Linked DNA regions of Homo sapiens: region 2 is linked to region 1. Evidence: read pairs that join two places in POLR2A ChIA-PET (ENCODE). Cell type or tissue: endothelial cell of umbilical vein. All regions are shown on one strand.

Region 1 (4,000 bases):
TTAGAAACAAGATCATCCCTGTACCTCTGTACGTGGTTCCGTAGCATTCATTTAAAAGCATGTTTATTTTAAGTCTCTGACTTGGCAATGAGGACAGATTGGAAAGCGCCAGCCTCAGGCACTCTTGATCTCCTGTTCCTTCTGAATGCGGCATTCATCACTTAAACGTAATATATTTATAATCAGGGCCAAGGCAGCATGACCTTGTTTCATTCTAAATAGATCACAGGCAGCTAGACGTGGGAGCTTCCGGCTTTAAATCAGATGCAAGACGTGTTAGCCATCAAGGACTTCGTTATAATTCAGTTCATCTCTTTACGTTTGATCTGTTTCTTTCTCTGCTATTTATATAAAAAAAAAAAACAGAAAAGAGGTGATGGGTGGAGGGGATGCGGTAGGGGCTCCCCATGAAACCAAACTTCAGAAGAATCCAAGGTTGCTCAGCTAGGCCTTTCTATCAGAAGGGCTAGGGGGGCCGGGGGTTGGGGGGGAGGAAGATATGTCTGAGGCTTAGATCTTCTAACCCAAGGTAATTAATTTCTAAGCCACATTTTTCCCCCTTTCTGGAAACATGAAAATAAACAACAATAACAACACTAAGACCAAAAAACAATGGAGTCAATTGTTATTTATTACTTCACTGCGCAGCGGTGCTTAAAGAGCATTCACCAGGAATGTGTAGACATTTTTTTTTCCATCCCAGAGCTTAGTCTGGGGCTAGCCCTGTATGTAAATATCCTTTTAGGGTGATAACTCCAATCTCATTCAGTCTCATCTTTTACACTGTTCTGCCTTGCTCTTCCTTAACCATTTCTACAAGCTACAGTAACTTGAATTGTTCTCAAAAGTCAGAACAATTGGAGTAAAGCAAATACTGCTTCCTTTACTGATTGTAGCCAGTGGGAATCTGCGGGGGCCTGGTCACTTGAAGGTGTCTGATTAGTTGTCCACCTACAGCCGATTCCTACACTCTCCCACTCCTCCTACCTTCCCACCCACCCACCTACCCACGGTGCCCCTTGTTACAAGGTATTCTGTCTTGGAGATGAAACAAGTGAGGGCTAAACTAATTAACTAACCAGCAGTGATCTACAGCTTCAGCACCTTGCATTCCTGAAGATTTATCCCATTTCGAATTCATTGCCATTTCCCTCCAGGGAAATAAAGATTGCTGCCTATTAAAGATGGGGACAGAAAAAGGCACCTTCACTGGAGACAGCCTGTACAAGAAAATAATACTGTAATCATTCCCTCCAATCAGCTGAAAAGGATTAAATCTTCTGCTTCTAAAGTAATGTTCCAATTGAGCCTTGGGGAAGAATAATTCATGATTAGGGAGAAGGCTGGTCTAGCAAATGTGAACATTATGTCCATTACTTAAACACACTTCCTGGGCTGACTGCTAATGTACCCAAGGGACTCACAGCCCCAGCAACTGATAGGCGCAATGAAACAGGCAGACAAGGACAAGGAGTATTATCATCTGCATTCAACAGCACTACATAGACTTTACCACTGCTAAATCACTGCCTTTGGTAAATAGCCCAGATAACTCATTTTAATAGAAGAATTCTTCTCTTCTTTATGTGTATTAAACAACAGACTCTTATGAGCGGTGGCAGTGTATTGATTCCTGGGAAAGGCCGTGTGAATACCAATTCTGTAATTTATGCTGTTTTGTGGCTCTGGCTGTATTTGTTATGCATAGTGTATTAAACATTCAATAGCTCAATTTAATCTTTGCAGCCAAATTGCACAGCACATCATGCCAGATAGTGGTTGTTTCATATACACAGCCCATCTGCTTCCTGTTCTATAATTCATTCAGCAGGCAAAGTTTCTGGCAGCCTCAGGCTACCAAAATATATATATATATCCTTAGGGTACAAGAGTGCTTGGCACTCAATTAGTTTTCCTGGTTTCTAGTGCTGTGTGTGTGTGAGCAGGGGTATGTGTTTCCACTTTTATGTGAATTAAAGATGGGAATAGTTTGCTAATTTCTGTGTCCTCATCTGGACAACTTTTCATAAACTTCTGGGGTTTCACAAAACCAAAAGATAAAGTTAGGAGTGAAACAAAAATGATCCTCTCCCTGGGGAAATTATCCACAGCAATAAAATGTGTTCTCTCAACCATCCCTATCTAAATAGATTGATTTATATCTTGTGGGGGGGAAAATAAATAAAACAACCCAAAAAGTACTATAAACTCTTGGCTCCTTTCTCTGGATGAGCCACTTGGGATTCGTGCTCTTATGGCGAATGTTTATTTTCCCTCCAATCCCCTCCTTTCTTGGAGTCCTGCCTCTGTCTCTTAATGTCGGTGGTAACTTTGTTCTTTCCTCATCTCCACTTTCTATTTGCTTTTAAAGTCAGTGTCTAAATGTTGCCCAGTGGAAAACTACATTTGTAGTTTATTGAAGTCTTTCTGCAACTCGCAGTACAAATGCCTGATTTTCAGAGCATTTTATGGCCTTTATACCACACTCAAGGGACATGGACCACCCTGGGATTTTGGGTGATCATTTTATACCTTTTTGGGAAAAGTGACCAAAGAACCCATCTTATGGACTGGAATTATAGCCTCTCAGAGCAGAAGTAAGTCATCCATTCCAGTGACCTCATTTTACAGGTAGTAACAGCCAACACTTGTGTAATGCTTTAGAGCAAAGTCAAACAGGAGGGTGCCAACAGGACTCAATGAGATTTCCCAAGTGACTGCAGCCTGCCTGGTGGGGATGGTGGAGAACTGGAGCACCCAAACCCATGTTGGAGGAGGCCAGCCAATGCCAAGCTACAGAATGTTGTCATGCAGAGTGTGGGCCCGGTGTTTCCAAATGTTTGGTTTTTCGAAAAAAAAAAAAAAAAAAAAAAGCTGGGAATCTAGATTTTTCTTTTTAAATGAGAAATCTGCTTCTTTTTTCAATGCTGGTATTAAGTGATATTATATAGTTTAAAGCACTGCATGGGCCAAACACAACATATCTGTGGGTCTGATAGAGCATCTGGGCCTCCAGTTTGTAAACTGCTTTGGAGTGTATGCCCCGCTATCCCATGCATTCTTGTTATATTTTCCTGGTAGGACACTGACCTTTAGGGAGGCTAGGGTCTTGCTCAAGTTTGCACTAGACATTAGGGGCAGAGCTAGGACCCGGATTTAATCTCGTGGCATAGCTTTCTGGGCTCCCTTCTCATGTTTTCCGTGTAACCATGGGATTCCCTGCAGTGCACGGAGATTCGTGGGCATTCTTATCCTAGTCATTGGGATCTTGTCTTTGTAGCACTTTATTTCTGCTTCTAATAACCCACTCTGCTATTACCATCGTTAGCATACATTATTTTGGTTTGATTCATGCCTTTCTCTAGGATTATGTTCCTTGGGTAAACTGTATGTTTTACAAGCATGGCCCATGATGCAAATAAAATATCAGCTTTATTTTGGCTTTCCACATCCTTTCTTTTTTTAAAATTTCAACTTTTATTTTGGATTCAGAGGGTACATGTGCAGGTTTGTTACAGGGGTATATTGAGTCATGCTGAGGTTTGGGGTATTGTTGATCCTGTCACCCAGGTACTAAGCATAGTACCCAACAGGTAGTTTTTCAGCCCTTGCCCCCTCCTTGTTTTTTTATGGCTGTGTAGTATTCCATGGTGTTGATTCCATGTCTTTGCTATTATGAATAGTGTTTCAGTGAACATACAAGTGCTTGTGTCTTTTTGGTAGAACGATTTATTTTCCTTTGGGTATATACCCAGTAATGGGATTGCTGAGTCGAATAATAGTTCTGTTTTCAGTTCTTTGTGTCTCCCACTGTTGTTGAAGCTTATTCACTGATGATCATCTCCTATTCTATCTCTTCTCTTCACCCCATGAAAACTACAGGAACCACAGACTTTTCCGTTCATTCTCCACTAATACACAGTTCCACAATTCCTTTGTTTTGCAAAAAGATCCTTGATTTAGTCATTTGAATGTTCAAAACTAAGGAATAATCAAAACT
Region 2 (4,000 bases), 290 kb before region 1:
CACTAAGGACCTCATAAGAGAAGAAAAGCTAAATGATTGCTCAGCCCAAAGGACCCTCGATTGAGTAGTCATTGTCTGCCAAAGAAAGCATTAATGGCAGGGTGTAAGTATTCTGGAGATACGCTGACATTCACTTTTTCATCAAGACGCTGGTACAATAAGTCTTTTAGAAATCGATTGCCTCTTAAAAAATTATCATCAGATGAAGTTGCACAGTTGGACACATTTCAAAGTGCAACAATACAATTCTTACTTGATGTATATGTGCTATTTCATCTCAAACCCTTGTTTCATTAAATTAAAGAGCATGGCTGACCGGCTGGGGCACAGTGGAGAAATTGATTAGTTCAGCCTTCAGATCTTCCTTATATTCAAAGACTTTCATTAAGCAAGTGTGTTTCAGAGTTGAATTCTGCTTTTGTAACTCCGCACTCTTTGATTTTTAATTCATCATAGATTTCATAATGTTAAGTTATCGTGTACATTAGATCTGTTCTCAGATTTGTGTTTGGAAAGAGATTGTGATTTTCAGGGCCTTTTATTAATAATGTAATTGGGCCTTTAAAAATGCAGATTTTACTATGATTTACAAAGTTGGTAGCCTACTTTATGTTGGGTTTGTGCCTTTGTTTTTGTGTGTTTCTCAGTGGCTAGTGCCTTATTCAGGCACTTGTAACTTCTTGATAGTAAATGGGCTAGAAGATCTGTGGCTAACATCTATCGTCATTTAAGTGAATTATGCAAATAAACTTGGCCTAGGCGGTTTAATCTTTTTTTTTTTTTTTAATTTACTCTGAAGGGCACTTTTTTTTGGATAACAGATATTATGGAAGAGTAAGAGGAGACTGAGCTTTTTCTTAAACCCATAAACTCAAAGGATTTAATAACCTCATTGACTCTTTTACAAGGGAACACCACCTCAGTGTGATGCTATATGCTGGTGCTGGGTTTATTGGAGGAGCTAAAAGAGGTGTGTAATTCTTCTGGGTTCCTGTAGGTTATGTGGCGGGATGACCTCTTCTTTATCATGTAGGGAGAAGGGGTGAAGTGGGTCAGAAGCACCATGGTGTGAGAATAGTTTTCTAATGAGTTTCTATACAGAGTGAGGCATTTGTGGCTATATACTGTCTGTCCGTGAGCCTGTATGCATTAATAATATGCTGTGTATAATTGGCTTAGCAATTTGAAAAACGTGAAAAGCTGAGAGACACCATGTTCTTCATAGTAGGGTACTGAGCCTCCTGAAATTTAGTTGATATTGGAAATGCTGACAGACCCTTAACTAGAGTGCTGTGCAAAGTAGTGCTATAATTCAGTTTAAAGTGGACTTACATTTGAAAAACATCCTTCTGAATGTCACACATTAATAATAAGTTCTGAGGAGGCATTTGGTGCAGCTAGTAATCATAATTCTTATTAAAACTGGTGACGTCTGGCCCCCAGGGTGTAGCCAAGCTCAAATTGATGCTTTTTGCCGCCTGATCACCAGCATGGCCTAAGTGCTCATTATATTGTAGAGAGGGCCTTTGGAGCTCTCATTAGATTTGACAGGAATTCTCTCTAGGGGGAAACTGGGCATTAGCGAGACTCCTGACAGGCTGAAATTATTCCTGCTTTATGGCTTATAACCAAATGCTAGCAAGGCATCATCAGGGGACACAAAAAATTGTCATTTTTGACAACATCTTTGTTACTAAAAAAAAAAAAAAAATGCAGTGATGGGGAAACTTTCCGTACAGAGAGCTTTAATGCTGTTAAGATTTGTCTCCAGTGTGACGACCGCTCTCCCTTCCCACCTTTCAACGGGTTTGTCGGAGTGAGTTCTAGAGATTTCAGTGTCAAATCTCACTGCTGACTTTCCTGTCTGGAAGTTTTAAAGTGAAAGTGCATCCAAATCAAGAATGGTATAATTGTGGTTTCCTTTCCTGGTGTGGTGCCCACAGCCCGTGTTTAGGTTGTGTCAACACTTCCTGATAAGCCTTGCCTTTACTTTCTCTGCTCCCGTTTGTGGCGGGTTACCGAAAAGGCAATGAAACAGGAATGGTAATAGATACTTAAGTCTTTCATGGTAGCACTAAGAATATTTTTTTCTTGGAGCCCTTTATAGATCCCTGTCTGCCCATCTTTATCTGTGTGGATGGTAAACTCTAGATATCTCTATACAGTAGAGGTAGACAATGTCTCATGGAAAATTGAGGCAGTTCTGATACCATCAGAGTGTTAGGGTGCATTAAAAAACAGCAAGTTGATGTGAGCCTGGTGGTTTGCCTAGCTGTGCCTAGTGTGTGTGGTGGCGTGATCTTTAAATGTTTTTGTCTGTCATATGGTTTGATATTACCTCATTTGATATTTTTGGGAACAAGATGTACTGTAAATGCACACATAAACCTTATTTTAGCCCACTCATGTTATCTTTTCAGCATGCTGATGAAGCCATGCTATAAATTGTCATTGGTGGCTTTAATTTGCACAGTAATGAACAGTTTTCAATGTGATTTGTCTTCTGTGACCTCCATAGGCATCCTCCAGAGTAGATTGGGTAGGTGTTTTGCTCTGCCTACAGCTGTGTGCACGTGTTCAGAGTCTGGGACTTGCTCAAGGCCACGCATCTATTGAAGCTTGAGTTGGGTTGCCTCCTCCAGGGTTGTCTGTGCTGCTGCTGCTGCTTTTTTTTTTTTTTTGAGATGGAATCTCGCTTTGTTCCCCAGGCTGGAGTGCAGTGGTCGATCTCTGCTTACTGCAGCCTTTGCCTCCTGGGTTCAAGCAATTCTCCTGCCTCAGCCTCCGGAGTAGCTGGGATTACAGGTGTCCGCCACCATGCCCGGCTAACTTTTTTTTTCTTTTTTTTGTAGTAGAGAGAGGGTTTCACCCATGTTCGCAGGCTGGTTTCGAACTCCTGACCTCAAGTGATCCACCCACCTTGGCCTCCCAAAGTGCTAGGATTACAGGCATGAGCTACCACACCCGGCCTGTCTGTGCTTCTTCCTATCCCCTCATGCTGCCATCAGGAAGATGAGGTGGACCATGTCTCCCTAGTGCCTGCCTCTTCAGTTCTGACTCTTTGTGCTGATGAACTTCATGATTTGTAAGACATGTCAGGACTGAATGTATGTTCTAAAAGTTAGGAGAATCAGCAGTGCCGCTGACTGGTCTTTCTGGGGAGAGGAGGGTCACAGGCCATGGGTAGATAAAACTACTGAGCAGTACTGTCCTCAGGTTAAAGTATGTTTAAGAAGAAACAAGTCAGGAATCCTGGTGGAGACCCAGTGATGGGGAGGGAGTTTGATCAGTCACTTTGTGCCTGTGTTCTGCTGAAGAATGGGCAGAGTGAGAGCACTGGGCTCTCCAGGATGGTGAAGAATTTTTTTTCTTTTTTTTTTTTGCGCGACGGAATCTCGTTCCGTCACCCAGGCTGGAGTGTGGTGGCACAGTCTCGGCTCACTGCAACCTCCGCCTCCCAGGTTCAAGCGATTCTCCTGCCTCAGCCTCCTCAGTAGTTGGGATTACAGGAGTCCACCACCATGCCTGGCTAATTTTTTATTTTTAGTAGAGATGGGGTTTCACTATATTGGCTAGGCTGGTCTCGAACTCCTGACCTCAAGTGATTCCCCCCGCCTCGGCTTCGCAAAGTGCTGGGATTACAGGCATAAACCACTGTGCCCGGCCGATGGTGAAGCATTTAAAAATAAATGAAAAGACTAGCTCTGAAAATCTGAAAGGAAGGATGATATATTCTGCAATCCTGGTTGGGAAAGGGAAAGAGCTCCATGTGATATTTCAGCAAGCAACATCTCAGGCCATGTAAATTTTGGAGTGAAACTGCTTTTACAGTTTTGATGTGTGCTTTAAAATTTCTCTTAGAAAAATGCGTTGTTCTTTAGTGGGTTTTTAAAAAAGTATTTAGATGGGACTGTTAGGGACTCACCTGTGGGATATTTCCTTAGATGTGATTCTTTTACTCTTTTGCAAATTTTACCTTAGTGTTTTTTTTGTTTTTTTT

Evidence for each region. ChIA-PET counts read pairs that join two places held together with the same protein. Peaks named below come from ENCODE experiments on the same cell type or tissue, not always from the same donor. Only the 100,000 strongest peaks of a DNase experiment are listed, where the experiment ranks them.
Region 2: POLR2A ChIA-PET joins it to region 1 with 6 read pairs; 1 of 35 experiments calls an interaction of 5 or more read pairs at or near these places.

The regions. Positions count from the first base shown.
Region 1 is chr9:81,392,841-81,396,840 of GRCh38, reverse strand. No RefSeq gene overlaps it. Among named protein-coding and RNA genes, the nearest start is that of TLE1, 290 kb to the left of the region's middle. RefSeq lists an enhancer at 890-2,240. In endothelial cell of umbilical vein, no CTCF peak of the experiment used is centred here; a DNase peak (open chromatin) is centred at 1,790.
Region 2 is chr9:81,680,934-81,684,933 of GRCh38, reverse strand. All of the region lies in intron 4 of TLE1 (TLE family member 1, transcriptional corepressor), which reads left to right. Among named protein-coding and RNA genes, the nearest start is that of TLE1, 6.6 kb to the left of the region's middle. RefSeq lists an enhancer at 1-639. In endothelial cell of umbilical vein, no CTCF peak of the experiment used is centred here; a DNase peak (open chromatin) is centred at 1,913; H3K27ac peaks cover 696 bases.